Regions from separate parts of the Homo sapiens genome. Here region 1 is linked to region 2. A link is a contact called in ENCODE Hi-C or POLR2A ChIA-PET data. All regions are on one chromosome and are shown on one strand. Each heading gives the region's core, a stretch centred on a gene start or an enhancer-like site at or near the end of the contact. The rest is flanking DNA. Distances are from core to core; before and after follow the strand shown.

Region 1 (6,247 bases), core at 341-2,840, 3.6 Mb before region 2:
AAGGTTTAAAAAAAATTACACCAGCAATGCCAGGTTTTTCATATATTTTTCCTAAATGACATTCAGAAATTTTACTCATATCTCTGTGGAAATCACAGTCTGCCAACTCTTTTAAATGCCTATTTTTATTATCCTTTACATAAAACTAAGGAGTTGTCAAATATCTTTCAGAAAAACAAAATGAAAAGAATTTATATGATATATATAACAGTCATGAGGCTAAGACTTTATATAGACATTTAATTATCTAGATCACTTATTTTCCTATCTTTTGTACCATTATGTTTTTCTCTTTTAAATTATTCTTTCCCCAACATGCAACATTTTAGGTTGTTCACAATTCATTGTAATCAATTTGCCATGCCCTTTGATCTTCTCTTTTTCTCTCTTTTCTTAGCCAATTTATGAGACCAGGTTAGCCACATATGTTGAGTGTGTGGCTCTCCAAAATTATATACCACAAATGGCATAAGTTTGAGGAATTCAGATAACTGTGGCAAACTCTAACCTCAGCTGTACCCAACAAAAATGAAAAAGAAAAGGCTTTCCCTTTCTTAAGCCCCTAAAAACATTTTAATAGAAAGCAGAGTTAAAGTCATCCTGCCACTTCTTCTTTTTACCTGTGTGGGCTTTTCAAGACCTAAATTCTCTAGGTCTCATCATCTTTCTCTTTCTTTTTATTTATTTATTTATTTTTTAGAAAAGCTATTTGCCATAGGGAAATCCATTTTTCGGATTGGATATATAATAAATACATGAGAGAATAAGGTATGCCTAAATGGGACAAACCAGAATCCATGTAAATTTTGAACCTCACCTGCAATTTTGAAAGTCCTATTAATTTAAAAAATAGTAAATACCTTAATTTTCATGATAGCTTACTGTAAGGCTCCCTAGAGGCAATGAAAATGGGAATCTCAATAAAACGAATACTACCATACATCCTGGCTTCAGAGATGAAAACAGAGGGAGAGGATTGGCTAGTTATCAACAGAAGGGTAAGGAAAAAAAGCACAGAGAAAGAACAGACAAGGCAACAAAAGTGGCAGAACTGTAAGGGCCAATACGCATCCACTGCTTCAAGTTTTTCAGCCATGTTCCATTCTCCGAGATTTCTGGTAGTGCTTCAAGAATACTGGTCTCCAAACTCTTCCTGAAAAGGGCTAGGAATGCTTCTGCCTGAAGATCTTACCTATTCTTTCTGGGCCCCGTGATCTCCCTACATGATTGATCAACCTACTATTTCAACTCTTTCAAGCCTTTTCACAAATGTCAACTTCAGTGAGGCCTCTATTTAAAAATGAGCACCCTACGAAATCCTTTCCTCATTTCTGATTATCCCCTGTGAATTTACATCTGCCTACTCCGTACCCTCAGTTTATGCCCCTTGAACACTCTTGCCGGGCGCTTCTCCTTTAAATCTTGCCTGGAAGGGGCGGAGCTATGTCCCAGACTCACCGAGAGGAGCGTTCTCTAGGCTCCGCCCACTTACGTCTCAGTGGGCGCCCTAACGAACCCGGGATACGGTCTGTTCCTAGTCCGCTCCGGAAATGCAACTGCGTACGGGCTGGCCGCGTAATCGTGACGACAGCGCGCCAGCGCCGGCTAGCCGGACGCCCTAGGCTTCCGCGAGATCTTCGGTGGGGGTACGGGTGTTTTACGCCAGGACGCTGATGCGTTTGGGTTCTCGTCTGCAGACCCTCTGGACCTGGTCACGATTCCATAATGTACCACAACAGTAGTCAGAAGCGGCACTGGACCTTCTCCAGCGAGGAGCAGCTGGCAAGACTGCGGGCTGACGCCAACCGCAAATTCAGATGCAAAGCCGTGGCCAACGGGAAGGTGAGGTTTTCCCAACGGTTGCCCAGTTGCCCGGTCACTAAATTCTGAGCAGCTGCGGGAGCTCTTCTGGCTCCCAGGACAATCTCGCTCCGTCGTTTCTCTGCCTCTGCGGCGCGGAGTGCGTTTTTCTATCAAAATAAGCGAGCACCTTGCCAGGTTCCGTGGGTACAAAGACGAACAACGCCATCCCCGTCGTCGAATGGCAGACAAGTAACCAGTCTTTGTAACGTAGTGAAGAAGAGAGTAAGTAGTGTGCTAAGGTAGTGCGTGGCAAGAGCCGTTCACTTGTCAAGAGATGATGTTGGGGAAGGTTTTTCCCAGTAGCCAATGCGGAGAAAATGGGAAAGGAAGTTCCAGGCAGTCAGAACCACCGTTCAGAGTGGGAGGGAGGTCAGAAGTTACAGAGATGGTGCGTGGACGTGTTTGTGGTCGTATGTGGCCGAAGTTGAGTACCTGTGCAGGAATGGCTGGGGAGGGTAGGAAGGGAACTTGTAAGTGGAAGTGAGGCGTTTAACATTTCCACTGAAAGGATGAGGAACCTTTGAAATATTTAAAATGGGAAGCTAACCTTATCAGATTTCCGTTCTGGAAACAGCGCTCTAGCAACCTCGTGGTGAATGGGTTGGATGAGGGAGGGAGACCAGAGACCAAGTACAAACCAAGTGACTGAAGATGGTTTGGACTATGGCCCGCTAGCCAAGTTCCTTCTGTTACAGCTCTCGGACTGGTTTAATCTTTCCTGCAAGCTCCACTCCAGCAAGTGTTCAGTGCCTCCAAATTACCGATACTGAGTTACTTTACTTTCTACCTTTAATTCACATCTATTTCATATCACTGATTTTAGCACCTGAATTAGTTTCCTAAGGGCTGCCTTAAAAAAATCACCACAAACTGGGTAGCTTAAAATAACAGAAATTTATTGAAACATTTGCTGTTTTTTTACAACTTGTGACGTAATGACTGACCGAGAAACGGATGTTGGAAGCTTTCCAATCATATTTTAAAAAGTCTGTCTACTTTTTAATTTATAAATAATGATATCACAACTGTGAGCATGTGCACACAGCCTGTCATGATTGTTTATACTTTAATGAAGCAAAGGTCTAGCTGACATTCCGAAAAGTCGTGAAATGATGGTACAGTTTTAGTTTATTAAATATTTTCCTACAGCTATTTTGTGTAATGATTAGCGAATCTATAAAGAAAATGAGGCGTGATATATACCCTTCGTTGGATATATAAACTAAATTTAATCTAGATAGAGAAAAATGTTTTACAATTGTTTAATTCATTGAATTCATTGAACTTGTGTTGTAATTGTTGATCTAAAGGTTCTTCCGAATGATCCAGTCTTTCTTGAGCCTCATGAAGAAATGACACTCTGCAAATACTATGAGAAAAGGTTATTGGAATTCTGTTCGGTGTTTAAGCCAGCAATGCCAAGATCTGTTGTGGTAAGTTACAGTGGTGATGAAATATAATGTCCTTTAGTTGGCTTGTGAAATTTGACCTCTTCTAAATTCCCTGTCCACTCAAGTCTTAAAAATTCACCTTAGTTACAATTAATTAGTTTTTGGCACATTATATATTTTTCAATACAGGCCTTAAATCATGAGTTGCTGTATCATATCTTCAAAAGTATTTCAAGTCTCACTTTGTGGTCAGAAAAAAATTTGAGGTCAGGTAATGTCATAAAGAAAGAAAAAAAATAAATTACTTTCCTCTAAGTTCTCAACTAATGAGCCATAGGACTGGGACTAGAACATAGACTACTGCTTTTCCAACTCTGTGACACCCAATAAATGTTTGAAATAATGCATTCATTCATCATTGGTAATCATATGCCCCAGCTGAAACTGATACCATAAGATTTTTTTAAGCCTTGATTAGTAGAAGCTGGAGTTTTATCTTTGGTGAAAAAGATTGCCTTATTGTTTCAGATGTATGGTTCTGAGGACCTATTTGTTTTTTGCTGGGGTGGGCAACCGTGAGGAGAAACAGGTAGCTGAGATTAAAAAGCAGAAAGATAAAAAAGGTAGAGTGGGAGGGTGTTCAAAATGTTGTTACGTTATTCTCTCACTGGTTTGTTGTGAAGACCAAATATAAAAGTATATCTTAAGTAAAAGTCTGTTAAGTTTTAAAGTTATACAGCGTGACTAGCTTACGACCCAGTAGAGAATAATTTTCTAGGAAATTATCTCCATTTTTATAGTTGAAAAAAAAATTGAAGTATGTTGAAAATATTAAGTCCATAGAATTTACAATTTTTTTTCATCTGAGATGTCAAAGATTCAGAGAGAGTTTTAGGTATACTTGATTAGTTTATATCTTCAGATTTGGCTTGTTCTTACAAAAGAACTGTAAAATGAGGCAGTAAATTTAAGTGATCTTATCAAATGAAGAAAAAATCCTTTAATGAACTTCTTTATGGAATTTATTTTTAAATAACATGTTTATCATTGGTGAATAATTTTTTGTTTTACATAATGACAAAACTAAACTTTTAAAATACTTAAAAGGAAATATTCTTTTTTCTATCATAAAATAGATAAGTGGTTATTTCATTGGTTCCAGCCAAATGATATAATGGTTAAAAGTACAGGCAGGTCTTACTTGAATTCATTCCTGTTCCTTATTAGCTGTGTGACCTAGATAAGTCAGTTAACCTCATTGATACTCAGTTTCCTTCTCTGTAGAGATAGTAATACTTCACCAAGCTGTTGTAAGGATTAAAACATGATGATAGTTTCGTGTTTAGCACAGAGTCTGGCACATGGTATACATTCAATAAATGGTAGTGCTGCTTCTGCCATTCAGTTGGCAGCAGTGATCACAAATCATGGAATGGATACATGGTTATATCACAAATATGGAGTGGCTTTAGAGAGAAGGCTTATTGCCTTGCCCATGTTTTTTTGTCAGTATTTTTATAAGATTGGTTAATCTGTGAACGTTTGTATTTTTCTTCCTGAATTTATCTAATTCAGAACATTTTTGATAGTCTGATTTCTAATACACACACACACACACACACACACACACACACACGTATTTTTAAATCCAGTGACCATAGGAAGGATTAGCCAGAGTAGGCTGGGGATAGACAAGCAAAGGATGGGAAAGAATCTTTTGGCTATGGCATTTCTGTAGTAATTCATCACAATTTGTTTTGATTAAAGAAGAATTAATGAGTATTAGTATTTTTCTGGGTAATCTCTACAAAGAAACCTTTCCATAAATAAGTTCTGTTTCACAAAATTTAACATTTAACATTTGTGACTAGATCCTGATGATATATTTTTTTTAACCCTTAGGGTACGGCTTGTATGTATTTCAAACGTTTTTATCTTAATAACTCAGTAATGGAATATCACCCCAGGATAATAATGTGAGTATGTCTGTCTAATATATTGTTTTCATTTAAGAAGACCTTTATAATCTTTTGAGTATTTTTTGGGAGGAGAGAATTGTGAGAGAGAGAGAGAGAGAACTGACTTCCTAATACAGGGTAATTTAGACTTGAATTCTATTTTTTTTTTTTTATTCAGAACTTGAGATCTCTGTTTACCTGTACTTCAGTAATTCTGATGGTATGTGAACTTCAGCTTGTCCAGATTCAAATTTTGTTTTTCTCAAATTAGCTACTTCTCTAACATCTCTTCCTATTAGACACCTTTGTTCTTCCAGTTGTTCAGACTGAGAATCATTTATAGTGGCCCCTCCCACATCCAGTCAGTTTACGGATCCTATAGCTTCATACTCATTTCAGTTGAACAAAGGTCTGTTGTTGCTGCTCTCTGCTGAGCGCTGTGTCTATCATTAAAAATGAAATTAGTATGAAACTCATCAAAGAGTTTGCTCTCAATGACATTGTACCTGTTTTCTCTTTTTTGATTCCCATTTCCACCAGTCAAGATTAGGCCCTTGATCTCACTGCCAACTGTTTTTTACAGTAGCTTTCTTACTGTTTTCTCATACTGAACAGCATGAAGTGGCCAGGTGAATTTCACAAGTTTGTCCCTTAAATAATAGTCCCTTATTCAGATGCCCTTAGAGACTTCTGCCGATGGCCTTCCACAATGTTCCTTTAACCTACTTTTCTTCCCATACTTACATGGTACATATGTGGGTACTGCTTTATTTTTAACTCTTCCATCTACATTATACAAAGTACTCTTATTCCTCAGTTAATTTGTTTTTCCAGATATTTAGGTTGTACTGCATAACACTGTCATTGAGTCAGTGATGTTTGAATGCCATGGCAATATTGGTTTGACCTAATTTTATAGTTGTCTTACGTCTCCTAATGAAGTGTGAACAGGAAGTGTCTTTTAAAAAACAATTCTTGCAATGTCTAGCAGTCGCTTTTGAATATTAGGCAATTATAGAATATACTTTTAGAAAT
Region 2 (5,734 bases), core at 240-2,739:
TGAAAAGTTACGCGGGAAGTCTCTAGTGGCCTCTCATGAGGAAAGCTGGGTGACTAGGAGACAAGGGTAAGAGAAGCCTTACTTCTAAGTTTATATTTTGTACTGCATATATGTATATATGTTAAAAAAAATAGTGTTTTTTGGTATGTGTGTGTCTGTGTTTTTTTTTTTTTTTTTTGAGACAGAGTCTTGCACTGTCATCCAGGCTAGAGTGCAGTGGCATGATCTCGGCTCATTGAAACCTCCACCTCCTGGATTCAAGCGATTCTCCTGCCTCAACCTCTCAAGTAGCTGGGATTACTGGAGCCTGCCACCACGCCCAGCTAATATTTTGTATTTTTAGTAGAGATATGGTTTCGCCATGTTGGCCAGGCTGGTCTTGAACTCCTGACCTCGTGATTTGCCCGCCTCGGCCTCCCAAAGTGCTGGGATTACAGGCGTGAGCCACTGCGCCCGGCCAAAATAGTGTTTTAAAAATAAGTCTAGATAGTATAACTTTAATTTTATATTAAGAGCAAATTATTTCAGCGAGTATTTCTTGACTCCCTAACTGTATACCAGGTCCATGGTGGGTACTCCCAGAGAGTCCAGGGAAGAAGAACACGAGTCCTTCTCCTTAGGCACCTGCTGGGGAGAGAAGATGCACCCACACGAAAAACTAGAGAATAATACCAGAAGTGTGTCGTTGAACATAGTCAAAGGTTCTAAAGTGGTTAAGAGGCTGGCAACTCTGTTTCTACTTGGCACTTTCAGAATGGAAACTAGATCTGGTTATATATTTAATTTATTGGGGATCTTTCATGAAAAAGATCAGTATCTTAAATATATTTGTTTAATTTAAAACAACAAAACAAAAAATAACTCTCAAAATTATCCTTCGTATTACAGCAGTACAAAAATAATACACCAAACCGTCTTTATTCTAGCTGCTTTCTAGTACCACTGGAACTAAAATACTCTATTTATTTAAACCCAAATTTAGCATGAGGTGACTGGGCAGCTCAGGACACTGCAATAAAATGTAATTGGCATTTTGATCCATGGCTGTTGATGAGAACGTAGGACGTTGGTATTTCCAAAAAATCTAAGTCCATGACACACATGGAAAAAAATACAAGTAAGAAGAAGTAATTGAGATTCTGAAAGGAGACTTCGAGAATTACCTACAAATAGATACTGACCTTTTTTTTTTCCTTATCCTTAATCCCCTTCTAACTGAATATCACTGCGATGTGTTGGAAGAGCAGGCACGGCTTCTGTGCTACAGGCTATAGCTGGTGTGTGAACACAGCACAGTTTCTAATCCTGTACCAAATATAAAATTAACTTAAAAATGACTTTCTGTTTCAGTTTGTTTGCTCATAAGGTACAAGGCACTGATAGATATTTGAGGAAAATGAAAGCAATAGGCTCAAAGTAGTTCAACTGAGAAAAATAACTGCTTTGTAAGACAGGCATTTCTGAGAAACCTCTAACCTCAGCCCTCCAGCCTTAGCCCCACCTTCCCTCTGAAGTCATACATTAAGGGGAATGTGCTGTGTTGAGCAATGCCGCACCACACACGGGCTGCCTACCAGGGGAAGGTTGTTTCCATGCCAGAAGGATTCCAAAGAAATACATTGAGCTTGAGGTTAATTCTGGAGTCAAACTCTTGCCCAGAGAGGGCCCCTGTGGTTTGGAAAGCCCACGAGACCCATCAGAGTAATTTGGCGACTGAGGCTTTGGGTTCACTCTAGGACAGAGGCAAGAACTACTTTGGCTAAACAGTCTTGGGCCAACTAATGCCGTCTTCAAGTCAAAGCCAAAACCTACCTGGTTTCTCAGGAGTCTTTCTGAGAGTTCCCAATAACCCCTGTACTGCCATGAGTGAGGCCGGTAATGTGCTGAGTGTGGAACCCTGAGGCAATGAGAGTGAGATCGGGGAGCAGTTTGAGAGGATATCACACCCCAGTAAGGAAGGTCAGGGCTAGATTTGCCATGTGCCCCAACATTTTCAGGATGGATTTAGCTTTCAGAATACTTATGACAGCATCAGACTTCAGATTACCCCATCCCCACCCCACATCTACATGTGGGTCTGACCTAGCTGATGAGCCTTTTGCCTAAATCTCTCCTTCTCATTCATAATCCCTGTTAAGACCAAAATGATCCCTATCTTAGTTACTTCATAGAGTTTCTGGCAGTACCTTTTTGTTGGGCTGGTTCCAGCTTTATGTATCCTTTATACAGGATAGCTTTGTCCTTTTTTTGCTCTGTTCAGACGTCCTCCAAACGACGGGTGTTTCAACAGTAACCTGGATACATTTTAAATTTAGGAGGCCAAAGTGGGTGGATCACCTGAGGTCAGGAGTTTGAGACCAGCCTGGCCAACATGGTGAAACGCTGTTTCTACTAAAAATACAGAAATTAGACGGGCATGGTGGTGCATGCCTATAATCCCAGCTCCTCAAAAGGCTGAGGCAGGAGAATGGCTTGAACCCGGGAGGCGGAGGTTGCAGTGAGCCAAGATCACGCCACTGCATCCAGCCTGGGCAACAGAGCAAGACTCCATCTCAAAAAAATAAAAAATAAATAAATAAATAAATAAAATTTTTGTGTCAGGCAGAGTTAGTGATTTAGGCAGTGGTTCTGCCTGAGGCTTAATCTGTCCCAACACCTGCTACTCTAAGCTGCTCTCTACTAGATCCATTACCTAACTCAAAGCTTCCAGGGAACCTGATTGCCTGAGAAGCCCTATTTACAATACGTTATTGAAATGTACCTTGACTAAGAGTGCCTGGGGGCTTGGTCCTATATAGGCCTCATATGCACCATGACATCTCAGACACACTGAAATCAGATGACTTCTAAATGAAAAGAAAAAACAGGAATAATGTCATAGGTCCACCTTGACAAATGCTGCTATAAGATAAGCATTCACCTTCTCATTCAATGGGTATAATTCTAAGGGTGACTAAAATTACAAGCACACTTTGGAGTTATTGCAGGTCCATTCCAGACCCCTGCAATAAAACAAATATCACAATAAAGTGAGTCACACCATTTTTTTGGTGTCCCAGTGCATATAAAAGTCGTGTTTAAAATATACTGCAGTCTATTAAGTGTTTAATGGTATTATATCTAAAAAAAATGCGTATCTTAATTAAAAATACTTTATTGCTAAAAAATGCTATCATCTGTACCTTCAGTGAGTGATATTTTTTTTGCTGGTGGAGGGTCTTGCCTCATTGTTGATGGCAGCTGACTTATCAGGGTGATGACTGGTGAAGATTGGGGTGGCTGTAACAATTTCTTTCTTATTTGAAGAGACATAGTCTCTCTCTGTGGCCCAGGCTGGAGTGTAGTGGCATGATTATAGCTCACTGCAGTGTCAAACTCCTGGGCTCAAGGAATCCTCCTGCCTCAGCATCCCAAGTAGCTACAGTACAAACACCACCATGCCTAGCTAATTGTTCTTATTTTTTAATTTTTTTGTAGCACCTGGGTCTCACTATTTTGTCCAGACCAATCTTGAACTCCTGGCCTCAAGTGATCCTCCCCTGCCTTCGCTTCCCAAAGAGCTGGGATTACAGGCATGAGCCAACATGCTCAGCCTCAATTTCTTAAAATAAGGTCACAGTGAAGTTTGCCACATTGATTAACTCTTCCTTTCTTGAACTTTTTCTCTGTAGCATGTGATGCCATTTGATAGTATTTTACCCACAGTAAAATTTCTTTCAGTATTAAAGTCGATCCTTTTAAACCCTCTCACTGCTTTGTCAACTAAGTTTGTGGAATATTCTAAATCCTTTATCGCCATTTCAACAATGCTCACAGCAGCTTCACTAGGAGAAGTTTCCATCACAAGAAACCACTCTCTTTGCTATTTGCTAAGAAGCAACTCCTCATCCATTCAAGTTTTATCAGGAGATCGCAACAATCCAGTCACATTTTTAAGCTCCACTTCTAATTCTAGTTTTCTTGTTATTTCCACCACATCTGCAGTGACTTCCTCTACTAAAGTTTTGAATCCCTCAAAGTCATCCACGAGGGTTGGAATCAGTTTCTTCCAAAATTCTGTTAATGTTGATATTTTGACCTCTTCCCATGAATCACAAATGTCCTTAGTAGCATCTACAATGGTGAATCCTTTCCAGAAGATTTTCAATTAACTTTGCCCAGATCCACAGAGGAATCACTACCTATGGCAGCTATAGCTTTACAAAATGTATTTCTTAAATAATAAGACTTAAAAGTTGAAATGGCTTCTTGATCCATGGGCTATAGAATGGATGTTCTGTTAGCAGGTATAAAAACATTAATGTCCTTGTACATCTCCATTGGAGCTCTTGGGTGACCAGATGCGCTGTCAATGAGCAGTAATATTTTGAAATGATTTTTTTTTTCTCAGCAGTAGCTCTCAACAGTAGGTTTAATATAATCAGTAACCCAAGCTGTAAACAGATGTGCTCTCATCCAAGCTTTGTTGTTCCACTTATAGAGCAAAGACAGAATAAATTTAGCATAATTCTCAAGGGACATAGGGTTTTTGGAAAGGTAAATGAGCATTGGCTTCCACTTGTAAGTCACCAGCTGCATGAGCACCTAAAAAAAAGATTCATCTTGTCCTTTGACGCTTTAAAGCCAAGTGTTGACTTCACCTCTGTAGACATGAAAGTTGGCGGGCGCCTGTAGTCCCAGCTACTCGGGGGGCTGAGACAGGAGAATGGCGTGAACCCAGGAGGCGGAGCTTGCAGTGAGCTGATATTGCGCCACTGCACTTCAGCCTGGGCGACAGAGCAAGACTCTGTCTCAAAAAAAAAAAAGAAAGAAAGAAAGTTCTAGATAGCATTTTCTTCCAATAGAAGTCAGTTTTATCTCCATTGAAAATCTGTTGTTTAGTGTAGCTGCCTTATCAATGATATTAGCTGTATCTTCTGGATCACTCGCTGCGTCTTCTCCATCAGCACTTGCTGCTTCACCTTGCACTGGTATGTTATGGAATAGCTTCTTTCTTTAAACCTCATGACCAACCTCTTCTAGCTGCCAACTTTTCTTCTTTGGTGTCCTCATCTCTCTCAGCCTTCATAGAACTGAAGAGAGTTAGGACCTTGCTCTGGATTAGGCTTTGGCTTCAGGGAATGTTCTGGCTGGTTTTATCTATCCAGACCACTCAGACTTTCTCCATATTGGCAAGAAGTTTCTTTTGCTTTCTTGTCATTTGTGTGTTCACTGGAGTAGCACTTTTAATTTTCTTCAGAAACTTCTCCTTTGCATTCACAACTTGATTAACTGCTTGGCACAGAGGCCTAGCTTTCAGCCTATCTTGGCTTTTGACATTCCTTCCTCACTAAGCTCAATCATTTTTAGTGCTTGATTTAAAGTGACAGACGTGCAAAGTGGCCTTTCACTTGAACACTTAGGGGCTATTGTAGTGCTATTAATTGGCCTAATTTCAATATATTGTATCTCAGGGAATAGGGATGACCAAGAAGAGAGAGAGAGACAAAGAAACATCTGGTTGTTGAAGCAGTCAGGACACACACATTTCTAGATTAAGTTCACATCTTATATGGGAGTAGTTAGTGGTGCCTCAAAATAATTACAATAGTGACATCAAAGATCACTGATCACAGATCACTATAACAGATATGATAATTTAAAAGTTTAAAATATTGCAAGAATTACCGCAACGTGACAAAGAAGTATGAAGTGAGCACATGCTGTTGGAAAAATGGCATCAATAGACTTCCTT

Evidence for each region. A loop is a pair of places that touch in the nucleus more often than their neighbours do. ChIA-PET counts read pairs that join two places held with the same protein, here RNA polymerase II (POLR2A). Pooled maps may share reads with other maps.
Region 1: a map with no recorded cell type shows a loop between it and region 2 (12-fold over the local background). The contact joins the promoter of CCNH here to the enhancer-like site in region 2. A Hi-C loop is called at or near these places in 3 of 37 single-sample maps with no recorded cell type and 4 of 50 pooled maps. POLR2A ChIA-PET finds 5 or more read pairs at or near these places in 1 of 52 experiments (GM10248).

Annotation. Positions count from the first base shown.
Region 1 is chr5:87,408,273-87,414,519 of GRCh38, reverse strand. CCNH (cyclin H) reads left to right here and starts at 1,590. Exons shown (of 9, transcript NM_001239.4): 1 at 1,590-1,842; 2 at 3,174-3,296; 3 at 5,157-5,230. The coding sequence starts at 1,726. LOC105379066 (a long non-coding RNA gene) reads right to left here and starts at 1,538. Exons shown (of 3, transcript XR_948543.1): 1 at 1,459-1,538. RefSeq lists enhancers at 1,634-1,803, 1,834-1,963.
Region 2 is chr5:83,840,511-83,846,244 of GRCh38, reverse strand. No RefSeq gene overlaps it. Among named protein-coding and RNA genes, the nearest start is that of HAPLN1, 120 kb to the right of the region's middle. Within about 2 kb of position 1,489, at least 3 of the 41 ENCODE cell types and tissues checked have a DNase peak (open chromatin) inside an H3K27ac peak, as active enhancers do.